Linked DNA regions of Homo sapiens: all the other regions are linked to region 2. The links are chromatin contacts, found by Hi-C or POLR2A ChIA-PET in ENCODE. All regions are on one chromosome and are shown on one strand. The core of a region is the stretch at or near the end of the contact, and the rest is flanking DNA. Distances in the headings are between cores, read along the strand shown. Region 1 has its middle 68 kb from the start of TP63. Region 2 holds the start of TP63 (tumor protein p63). Region 3 overlaps TP63 (tumor protein p63).

What was found. A loop is a pair of places that touch in the nucleus more often than their neighbours do. ChIA-PET counts read pairs that join two places held with the same protein, here RNA polymerase II (POLR2A). Pooled maps may share reads with other maps.
Region 1: a loop to region 2 is called in a map of GM12878, with 2.1 times the contacts of the local background. The contact joins the enhancer-like site here to the promoter of TP63 in region 2. A Hi-C loop is called at or near these places in 1 of 168 maps with a recorded cell type or tissue (GM12878), 29 of 37 single-sample maps with no recorded cell type and 10 of 50 pooled maps. POLR2A ChIA-PET finds 5 or more read pairs at or near these places in 2 of 52 experiments (MCF 10A and T-cell).
Region 3: a pooled map shows a loop between it and region 2 (2.6-fold over the local background). The contact joins the enhancer-like site here to the promoter of TP63 in region 2. A Hi-C loop is called at or near these places in 1 of 168 maps with a recorded cell type or tissue (GM12878), 3 of 37 single-sample maps with no recorded cell type and 5 of 50 pooled maps. POLR2A ChIA-PET finds 5 or more read pairs at or near these places in 1 of 52 experiments (activated B cell).

Annotation. Positions count from the first base shown.
Region 1 is chr3:189,561,492-189,565,260 of GRCh38, reverse strand. No RefSeq gene overlaps it. Among named protein-coding and RNA genes, the nearest start is that of TP63, 68 kb to the left of the region's middle. Within about 2 kb of position 1,265, at least 3 of the 41 ENCODE cell types and tissues checked have a DNase peak (open chromatin) inside an H3K27ac peak, as active enhancers do; they include GM12878, where a contact is called at or near this core.
Region 2 is chr3:189,629,133-189,633,229 of GRCh38, reverse strand. It overlaps TP63 (tumor protein p63), which reads right to left and starts at 1,841. Exons shown (of 14, transcript NM_003722.5): 1 at 1,653-1,841. The coding sequence starts at 1,714. RefSeq lists a cis regulatory region at 2,314-2,324 and a promoter at 1,717-2,526.
Region 3 is chr3:189,707,907-189,712,033 of GRCh38, reverse strand. The region is part of intron 1 of TP63 (tumor protein p63); the gene reads right to left. Among named protein-coding and RNA genes, the nearest start is that of TP63, 79 kb to the right of the region's middle. Within about 2 kb of position 1,258, at least 5 of the 41 ENCODE cell types and tissues checked have a DNase peak (open chromatin) inside an H3K27ac peak, as active enhancers do; they include GM12878, where a contact is called at or near this core.

The DNA of each region.
Region 1 (3,769 bases), core at 16-2,515, 67 kb after region 2:
AAGAGAAAGAAAGAAAGAAAGAAGAAAGTTCACCTTGGAGTAGGGACAATATTTAAATGTATTATAATTAGTCCCTATCCATCTAAAGGTCTTTTCAGGACACAAGGAATTCCAGTCAGTGCACAGCCTCTGTAAACCAACCAGAGCCAGTCCATGGTCAGTGGTCTTCTTATCAGAAGAAAGTTACTGAAATCAGTCACTTGTCCAATCAAAGCTATAATTATGGCAGGTAAAACAGTGAGGTCAGTGAGTGTATGGTGGTGAGCTGAAAATTGTCTTAATATTGCTTCTTTCAAGACCAGTGCTTGTTTAGATGCTAAAGAAAAGCCTTGTGGCATGGTTAGAACACAGTTTATTCTTTAGTGCAGGCATGTGACTTAACTCTTGCATGGCATGGCCTTAGGTCCTGTTTATAATTTGATAGTCTATTGTCATAAAGAGTCTGTTCTGTCAGTCTTGTGGTCTCTATTTTAACATTAATGCTGGTCAGTTATGTCTAAACTGCAAAAAGGAGAGGGGTTAACAGAGTATGTTTGACCTCCTGTCCCATCATGGGTCATGGCTGGAAACTCAGTTTTTAGGTTTTTCTGGAATCCCTTGGCCAAGAGGGGGCCTGTTCAGATGGTGGGGGCTTAGGATTTTATTTTTTGTTTACAAGGTCATCAAAATGAAATGTAAGTTGATTGCTTTTAATGATGCCTTTGTCAATAGATTCAACTGAAGAAATGATGGGGATACTGAACACAGATCCTACCAAGGGTCACTTCACATTTAAGTGCGGAAGTAGCCTTCCCATAGTCTTAGGCAGCAAACTCCAGGCTCTTAACTCCAGAAGCAACCTCGGTGTTAGGTCTTTTTTGTGGCAGATGGATAGAGGTCTCTTCAGGATAGTTGTAAAGGGTAGGCTACAGAGATGCTTGAAATATGAGACATTGCCCTGTAGTCAAAATTCCAACATTGAAGTTAGAAGCCTAAGGCCTTTTACCCAGAGATGCCAAAAAAAGGATATAATCCCAGAAGGTCAGGCTGTCCCAATCCTTGTATATGGATATACGTGAGAGGGTGTAGTCTCCCTCGCTGTCATTCACAACCATTCACTTGGACAGGAAAAGCCTCTGTGAACATGTTAAAATAAAACTTCCCCCAGGCTAACCAATTGCAGCAGAAATGCCTGTGGGTAACCAAACCCACAGTCACATAACTAGTAAAATGATTCAGTAAAATTAGTCAGTCTCTCTTTCCATTTCCACACCGAGGCAGAAGAGAACAGCCACCTGTGGGCTGTTAAGTCAGCACAGCATTTGTGTAGCCAGAAAAAAATGCAAACACAGGGAATTCTCCTCCTTCCAGGAGTGCCCTTGTAGGTTGTACTTATCCTGCTGAGCTACGTCCAATTGCATCTCTAGGCAGGACAGCTGCAATTCCCAAGAATCTGAGTACTAACAAGTCCTTGAATCACCTGATTATGAAACTCATAAAGTGCTGAGATAGTGTAGGGATGGGTTTTTAAATTCTATTGTACGAGTAACGTATGCTCAATGTAGAACAATTAAATACAAATAAGAAAAGAATCGAAGAAGAAAATAAAACCACCTGAAACAAAAGCTCAATTAACATTTTGGTGTATATCCTTTAAGATCTTATGCATTATGTGTATATGTATGTATGTAACATATACACAAATAATTGTATATATAAAATCATATTTATATCAAGTGTGAGATCATGTTATACATAGTTTTACATCTGCTGTTTTCATTCCACAATTATATATCATTAAAGTCATTCCATGACAGTTAATAATATTTCATTAAATAATTGTTACAGTTGCTTAGGATTCTGTATCTGTGTAAATAACTGATTCATTCTTATTAGACATGTAAGTTATTTTTAAAAATTTATTATAAACAAAGCTGTGATAAATATTTTTTTAGCTACATCTTTCCACATGTATTTAAATATTACCTTTAAATGAATTATTAAAGTAGAACTGTGAGGTCAAGAGACAAGAAGGGTCCTGCCAAAAAGTCCTCCAGAAAGTGGGTGCAAGTTCACTCCTATCGAATTATTTGAGAGTCCCTGTATTTCCCCACAATACATTCTCCCAGATAATCATTTAAAAATCTTTAAATTTAAAAGTGAATGTATCTTATTTTAATTTTAATTGTTTTGATTACTGGTGAGGTTATTATTGTATTTTTTTTTGCCATTTGAATTTCCTTGTGAAATTTCTGTTCATGACTTTGGCCTGTTTATTCTTCATGGTATTATTGTTTTCTTACAGAAGTGTAAAAATTATACTTTAAAGCCAACAATCCTTTGAAATAGTTATTGAACATGTTTTCCTATTAATCTTTAGTTTTTAAACTTCGTTAATGATGTTTTCCGTACTATAGAAGCACCGCTTTTTAACGTGGCAAATCTATCAATTTTATTCACATAGTTTCTGCCTTTGGTATTTTAACTTAGGTAACAGAGTTCCTGCTGCAACTGAAAAACTAAAGCTAGAAAAACCACCATTTTCAAAGTCAGGTATTGCCTTATTTGAAGAGACTCTCCTAGGTAGTGACTAGCTATGGAAATGCGACTAAAATATTCTTCACTGTTTACAGTTCAGGGCCAAGCAAGTCCTATTACAGGGAAGTAAACTGGTAAGTGCAACCAAGTGACAGGAAGTTGCCAAGACAAAAATACTCAAGAAGAAAATCTCTGCATAGCATCTGGGCTTATAAACTGTGAAAGCAGCCTAATAGTATACTTCTAAATGTTTAGCTGCTGGCTTTTTTGTGAAAAATGGATGCATATTTTTATGTATATAAGCTTATTATAAATTTTATTGACATAATGTTTACATAGCACAAAATTATAAATAATAACAGAATATACAATAGAATTCTGTTATCAGTTTTTGTTAAACTCTTGTATAGCCAACCTGTGGTTGCAACTGATGGGTGAATATAACTCCAGTATGAATATTGATTGGTATTGTTTAGTGAGTAAGACAAAAGTGAAACAACAAAAATATTCCTCAGAACTTTGGTTTGTCAATTACCCAAGCCACTTAGGCATTGAATCAAATAATAGTTTTCAAATACTGAAATAATAGTTTCTCAATTTTTGGTGCTATTCACAATACAATGACCAGAGACACAATGCAGTTTTAATCTGCATTATAAACACTTTCTCCATCACTTCCTCGTCAACAAAGCAATAAATTAAGCCTCTATTTGTACTATTAGCTCATTTCTGCGGTGTAAATATTCCCACAATGGCTGATTTCAAGATGCCAACCTGCTGTCATGGAATGTGAGTTTGTAAGAGATGCAAACCCCAAGAGCATAGATCATAGTGGATGTAAGAAGTGATGAGTTTAGAATATCCATTGTCTCTGATTTTAATATCATTTAGTTCTAAATGTATGTACTTTAATTTTTAATAACAGCTATGCTTGACCACTAGCTTGAAAGATTGCTGAATATCTAATAATTGGCTTTTATAGGCCATAGACGTCAGTTGCAGCATCCCACACATGGAAACTCCATGTTCAATTTCAAGATTTTTGTTTCACAATTAATGTAAAACAATTTTTTCTCCAACTTTGTTAGTCCTGAAGCCTTCAGAAAAGTTACATTGTTACTAAAGAGAACTGAGGGAAGATTCTGTGATCGAGCTTGGAGTTCAGTAATAGAGTGTATGCAATAGCTCCCTAAAGTTGCTAATTTAGAGACATCAAGAGGTGACCTCCTGAAAAAGAGAGTAGGACTGTGGA
Region 2 (4,097 bases), core at 592-3,091:
AAAAAACCAAAAATACTATGATTGCTTAGAATATTACAGTATGTCAAAAACTGAGATGACATTTGCTTCATGAACTAATAGATCGTCAAGGTAATATAAAAAGTAGTTTCTCTATTTCTTTATATTTATAGGCCTCTCTTATCATTAGAAATGCTTCTAGAGAGGTATGTATGCAGGATTGAAGTGTGGGTTATTAGTCAATAGAAGGAAGTTTCTTCTAAAGCTTCCCTGGTTCCAAGTACCTAGTTTAGGAGAGATGCCCTCAAGAGTAGCATTACACAGTTACTATTTCATCACAATTATCTTCTTAGAACTATTATTTCCAAAGATGTTTAATGGAATAGATAATTTTGAGATTAGAAACAATTTTGAGAACCAGAAAATCTTTGGTGTTTTTCTTTTTAATCAACCCAATCCTCAACTGCAGCTAGATCTAATTTTCACATTATACAAGAACATAAATCCTAGAGCCATTTATTTGTGCTAATATTGTTGTTTGTGGTAAACAGCAAGACACGAATCAAGCCACCACCAACAAATTCCACTGAAACCTTGGAGACCCCAAACTTGCTTCCCCTCTCTCTTTTTTCACCCTTTTCTTTTTATCTCCTTTATTCTATTTATCTTTCTGCCTTGCTCTTTCTCTTCTGCCTTTTCGCACAACCCACCAGAAACCTCACAGGAAGAGAAACAATCTACATAGCTCACATTAGTGTTCTACGTTGTAGCAAATCACGTTAAAGGAAGATCACAAATCTTTCACACTCTACTAGTCTACAGTAAGTGAGTCCTGCCCAGAGAGAGCAGAATCTGCTTCTAGTATCAAGCTCCAACAGACACAGGTGGTAAATGGCAAGTTAACCCTTTGTAACCTCACCATTTTCAACACGCAAAGGACCTCTCTCATTAGTCTTATAAAATAAAGTACGAAATCTCATGCTGTTAAACTAACATCACATTGCTACATATGACTTGAATATCTCCCATAACTTTATGACTGGAAAAACACTGTTCAGATTTCATTTACCAGTTTAAAAATAGCAAAGTCTAATTTGAAGCACATACACAATTGTGCACCCTCACTAATATTCTCTCTTAGTACTAGGCAAATGTTTCTAAATAAAATTTACTACAATCACAAGCTTTAAAAGTCAGATTTGTCAAAAGATTTTCATTATCAAACATACCAAAAAATATTCCTTATAAAATGCAATGACAAGCCACAATCTGTTTGGTACAACAATGGCTAGTTATCTATTTCTTAATGTATAAATCAAAATTATTTGGTGTTTATTTTGACTTGAAGATTATCCATACATTATTATATCCCTGCCCAGTGAAATTTCTTATTGAGTGAGTAGGTGCTGAACAAGGCAAATAATATATTTTAAACATTCTTAAATGGCGTGATAATTTTTTTTAAATGGGAAGATTCGCTTCAAATTTTTTCACTTTGTAGATCCAAATATCAACCAAAAAAGACATTCAGAAAATATGTCCACAGACCACTTTAAGTCCACAGAAAGTCCAAAATAATATCACTGTGCTGACTAAACAAGGAGGAATTGTTCTTTGTACACAGCTGACACATTCATAATACACAAGGCACTTCAATTAAGTTTTGAGAGAAGTTATGTCACATTCAAACTCACCGCTGGATGTAAGGGTCAGGGCAGTACTGTAGGGTGGCACACCGTGAAGTTTCAAAATTCATTTCCTTCAACTGTCTTTGATATCAACGAACGGAGAACAATTATATAAAATATACACATATACCTGTGTATATATAGATATAAAGCCGGGAGGCTAAAAGCAATAGGGTCAAATGCTATCAGACATAGAAGTTTAGGCACTTCTCTCCTTCATACATATTTGCAAAGAGGCGGAGCGTTTCTTGATTTTAGCCAATGAGATTCATCAATTGACTAAAACTTCATAAACACTCGATTCTTACCAGCTGGGCATCCTCTCTACTGTTGTTCTTCCCCCTCTCTCACGGCTTCAGAGTCCTTGACGTATAGTAGCCACACTTGTTGTTGGCAATTTGGAGCTGGAGGCATCTCTGAACTTCTGATCTCTGTCGTGATTGGATGCTGGCATGAATGGCATCAGAGTTTAATTTCAGCAGCCTGGACTTTTGTAACTGAACTGAGCTGATGAGTGTCCACCCTGCTCCAGCTACATAACACTTCCTTGTATCTGGATACTGGTTTGATTTGAGGATTTCTGTGACTATTTCTGGGGCTAAAATGTTTTGTAGAGCTGCTTAGGGAAGTTTTGTTTTGTTTTGTTTTTTCATCTATTTCCCTCCCTCCCCGCCCTTCAGTTTCCCTTTCAGCCAACCGCCTGTTGTGGTCACAATCTCAAATAGCAAAGACAGGGAAATTCCTTGATTATATTTAACTTAGAACTCACTCTTCCTCTCAGCTAAGAGAAAGAGATATCCCTTTCACATCCCCTTAGAAGCTTTGCCTGACCCGAATAAAAGAAAATAACCTTTATTGAGTTAAATATCCTACCTCAAACACATGCACATGTACTTACATATAATATAGTAATTTTCTTAAAGATATTAAAATTGGAAATAATATATTATTGTAGAATATTCTGAAGTGCACAAATTATTTCAAATTGCCTGTTAATAAAAATATTCTAGTTTATTTTAATCTCTCAGTCGGCTCCACTCTATTCTTTATGTCTTACAGTTTTTGCTGTTTTTGGTTTTGCTTTGACTTGACCTACTTCGAAAGGAAACCATAAAATTGTTCATATATTCCCAAATCAGTGTAATATCAGGAAAGTCTACACACAAAATAATTTATTTCCTTTCTGAATATGGGCTGTAAACTTATCCTGGTTTTGTGGATTTGGAAATTGAATGAAATATGATTCAGAAGCTCAGTTAGGATAGACTCCAACAGGGGGAAAAAAAACCACTCTGTGTATCTAACGGTCACTAACATGGTGAGTTCACATCTTCCCTTCACCCCCTAGTCACAGGACACACCTGTAAATAGGTGACATCAGTAGATGTCAAAGTTGTGAGACAATCTAAAGCCCTTTCAGAGAAATTTGACATTTCCCTGTAAGTAAATCTAACTCAAAATGTGTTTCATAAAAATATTTTATTTGTTGCTTCAGCCAGGATGGAAGGGAGAAGCTATTTAAAACTTGACATTCTCTTCCTTTACTTAGCCCGAGAGCGGCTAACATCTGTGAATTGTGAAATTCACAAACAGGCCAGCCTGAGCCCCAGCCAAATCAAACAGCTTGCTCCACAAAATGTAAAACTTAAAGGGAAGATTGCTTAACTAATTAATTATAGATTTGTTAATTGCAGTTAAAGAGTTTGGCTTTCTTCCCTGCTATTAGCAAATATAGATGACCTAAATAGAAGGTTCTGAAATTAAAAATAATCAATTTCCTGTGACCACAGCCAAGTGATTCCATTTATAATGAAAGGTGGAGTGAAGATTTCTAGTGCAGAGCTTCTCAAGTTTTAATGTGCCCGTGAGGCACCTAGAAATCTTGTTAATGCAGATTCTGGTTCAGTAGGTCTGGGGTGAGGCCTAAGACTCTGCATTTCTAACACGTTCCCAGGTTACTTGATGCTGCTGGTCCTTGGACCACACTTTGGAGTGGCGAGCCCTAGTGTTCCTTCTAGCTCTGATATTTACAATTCGACGTCTCTAGGAAATGAGGAAGAACTCTTCTAAATATTTTAAATTAACTTCCAGGGATATAGACTCCCAAATAATCAATTTGCAAACATCTCTAGTGTGTTGTGTCTTTAAAATTTAATTAATTTTTGTTTTTTAAAAGTTATTTTTATTTATTTATTATTTTTGAGACAGCTTCTTGCACTGTCACCCAGACTGAGTGTAGCAGCGCGTTCATGGATCACTGCAGCCTCAACCTCCTGGGCTCAAGTGATCCTTCTGCCTCAGCTTCCTGTGTAGCTTGGACTACAGGTGAGCACAACCATACCCAGGTAATTTTGTTTTGTTTTGTTTTTTTAGATATGGGGTCTTGCTGTGTTGCCCTGACTGGTCTCAAACTGCTGGACTCAAGCTATCCTCCCGACCCGGCTTCCCAAA
Region 3 (4,127 bases), core at 9-2,508, 79 kb before region 2:
GAAGAAAGTTGACTCGAGTCCTGCCTACCATTTAGCTACTACTTTTCTTCAAGTGGCCTCCACACTTCTTCCACTTTTCTCCTTCATGCTTTTGCTCTTCCTCTGTCCATCCACCAAACCAACATGACAGCTTCCTATCACGGAAGTTCCATCAGCCTACCTATCTCCGCCTTATATTCTTTGCTCAAGCCCATACATCAGTGTAAGGATCCAGCTGGTATAAGATCATAAAAAGTGGATAGGCCTAACTGGAGACATTATACCCACATGAAAGAAAACAGGTTATATTTTTTAAATTGTCAGAGTACTGTAGGCTGTCAGTCATTATGGTACTGCTACAACACAAGGCAAGACACTATTCTGACAATTCACTGAATTTCTCCGTTCTCTACCCGTTTGTTTGCATTCTTCCCTCTATCTGGAGTACTTCCAGATTTATCTATTAAACCCCTCTCTTCTTTAAAGCCTGGAGCCAATGTTACTTCCTCCTTGAAATGTCTCCAATCCTCCAGGTAAAATTTCTATTTTTTTCCCCACGTTCCTGTGGCACTTTTTAACAACTCTAGTGGACCACTCATCAGCACTCACCTCACACGGGTACTATGAATGTATTAGCAGCCTTGTCTTACTAATGTTGTCATTGTAAACACAAAAATATACTTGCTAAAGATGAGGTAGAACCTCACCCAGCACAGGACCTTGTACACAGAAACCCTCAAGAGGAATTGTTGAATTAAATGCATACCTCTCCTATACCTACTCTGAGCAGTAGCAACCAGGTTCTTGGCCTAAATTCCACAAGGCTGGTTTCTGAAAAGCAAATTGTAGATGGGAAAATCTATGCTGTAAATGATTAAGTAATGGTTCCTGGCTCAACTGGAAGAACAGTGGCAACATCAAGGTCAAAAGTCTTATCTCTGACAACAGATGACCCCTACCATATTGCCTTAGACATGGGCACTGTAACCAATGTGTCTATATACTATTCCCAACTCTCCAAGAGAACAGAGAGGCATTATAATTGATGAAAACACTCTTGATATTGAACTTATTTATAGTTTTTGGAGAAGAGAGAGGCAGTTTGATGAGTGTGCTGTTAAAACTCTAGGAACTTGGCAGCAGTCAGTGCACAGGAATTCCCCCTGCTCTGCATTTTTTAACACTGCTGTGATTTGTAGACATCACTATTTAATGAAGCACACAGCTGTGTAAGAAGAGCAGGAGGTGGAGTTTGGCAGTGAAAGGCCAGCAGGAAATCTGGCAACCCATGTCATCTGGAATTTCCCTGACTCTGTTGAATCACCCCTCCTTCCATCACCCTCCTCTAGCTCAACCTTCAGGCACTCTCCAAGATGGCCATTTTAAGCACATAAATAACTATGTAGAGAAATTGCAGTATAGGTCATGCACTTTAACGCATCTTTAGCAAGTATATTTTTGTGAGTCCAGGAACTAGAGTTGGACAAATCAGCAAGATAAAATAAGAAATAATCCAAAACTGCAACTAAAGCAGTAATGGAAATATTGAGGGAAGCTAAAAAAAAAATCTATTTGGCTAACATTATAAATTAAGTATTTTAATTAAATTATCCCTGCCCTTTTCTATTTTAATTGCTAACATGTTTCCAAAGCAGGAATCTGAAAGCTGAGAAACTGAGTGGTGACCTGTAAAGCTGAGTTTTGTAGCTGAGTTCAAATCCTAGCTCAGTCACATATTGATTATAAGTTCAGGCAAGTTATTTTGCCTCTTTCAGCTATATTTTTCTCCTCTACAACAGGGAGGTAATAATATCTATCCCCTAGGCCTGTTAGGAGGGTTACCTGACAAACTATACTTACAAGGGACACAGTGAAGGTATGTTTTCTCTTTTCCTTTTCTCTCCCCACGCCTTTCCCTAACATATACACAGACTTCTATGATTTAATAGTATAGTCTAAGTCTAGTGAAACATGGACCATTTTTGAAAACATAACAAATTCAAATAAGTACTTGACATTACACAACCCCCTATTTTTGCTATTACTAAGTAAATGATATGGTTACAGTGTCTTTAAATAACTCAAAGCATTTATTGATAAATATGTTTATTCATTTATAAAATATTCCTAAAAAGTATAAACAAGGTAATGCATGTCCATCTTATGGATGGAGAAAAAGTGAGCAAAGGTTAAGTTGTATGACCCACCTTCAAAGGAAAACTACAATCCTGAGTTATATCATCCCTAACTGTAGCTTATCCATATTACATTGCCTCCCATGTATGCCTCCTAAAGTGTCCTCTTAGGAATTATAAATCAGAGAACAGGACAAATGATCTGAAGAACATTTATTGAGGACAGCATAAATGTAAAAAGCACCTGTAATTCTTTTTTATTATTATTATTTTTTGAGACGGAGTCTTGCTCTGTTGCCCAGGCTGGAGTACAGTGGCACAATTGTAATTCTTTAAAAAAGCAAATAAAAAAAGTTCTCCTCAGTGCATTTTCCATTAAGAATAAATAACATAAAGCTGTCTTAAATAAGACAAATTTAAAATAAAAATGAAGACAAAGTTGTAATAGTATGCTTCGGTTTCAGACTGTGGGCTCCATAGTGGAAAAATAAAAGAAAAAAATCATAAATAGGACAACAGAATGATGAAGGGATTAGACAGAAATATAACCTTGATGTTTGTTAAAGTTCCATGAAGCAAAGCTATAACAAATTTATTAATTCAACTCTTATGGAAAAAAAGGCTATTTAGATTCAGAATAGAAAACCATCATAATAATTTGTTCTAAAAGCAAATTTAAAATCATACCAAAAGGGAAAAGTAGTAATTTATTTCATATTGTATCTTCCTTGTTCTCAAAAAAGCTGAGCAATAATTACATACAAAAATTCATATTTCAGCTGCAGTGTACATTTTCATGATGTACAAGAAAAATAATGTACCATAAGATAATGGATTAAAAGTGAGATGATGAAATAAAACAGCAAACAAGGATGAATCTAACTAACTATATGGGGATAATACTGAGATATACCACAGTAAAATATATTCTAGGTATGTAAGAGGATTGCTTTTGGTGGAAACTGTGAAAAAACAAACTGACACTCTAAAATTTCTTGAACACAACGTAAAGGCTCTTAACTCTCGTGTTCCAGCAATGTCTCTGAGCCGTGAAGCAATGTATGGGTATAAAGAAGTCTAAGAGGAGTAATCCTATTTTAAGTATTATAAAAAATGAAAGTCTTCCTTCGCATATTATTTTTTTTAGCAGTTTAGGCGATGTTCATTATAGATTCTAGTAGAATAGTGGATAGTGACAGAATTAATGAATGAAATCTGTGTCTTTGAGTTCCAGGTGGGTTTAGGGGTTCAAGACCCTGCCCAGTCTACTCTTAAAAGCACCCTTGCACGTGCTTCCCTTTACAACCTGTTCATTCGTGGTCAGCAAACATGCTTCACAGCTCTATTTATGTCAGGTACCACAAGCCACTTTGGCATGCCATCTCTCAGTAAGGACATGTCATTTGAGGTTTTCCTCAGAAATTAGATGCATCCATTCCAGAGAAGAAATTAATCCACCAAATTAAATACTGCTGTATGCCAATCATACAGTTTAGGTTTTGGCACAACTTGTATAAATGACTGAACCAAAAATCAGGCTGTAGCTAACAAACAAACGAGAAAACAAAGATAGATTGTGGTTTCTTTGAAACTGTTGTTCACGAAACAACAGGTTGATTTCCTTAAGTCCGTGTATTTCTCATGACTGCTACTACTGGCAGAGACATTGTTTGCTGAAACTGGTTCCAAGTTCGAAGTTAAAAGATTGTACAAATTGAATTCAATGTTAGTAAACCATTTTTAAGCTTAGGTATTGTCAAGGCTGCTTTAAAAGATGATTTTTCACTCTGCTGATTGAGATCATGAAAACAATTTAGTGGGCTACAGCCAGCTTAAGAAAATAAAGAAGGAACGAAAAAAACATAGATGACTCTGAAATAGAATAAAAGGCAATGGAACGACATGGAATATATCAGATTTCACTGCATGTAATATGAACAAGTATTGTTTTATGAAATTTTAGGATTCACCTTATAGATACTTGCATGTCTTTGTATATGTATGTACGCAATG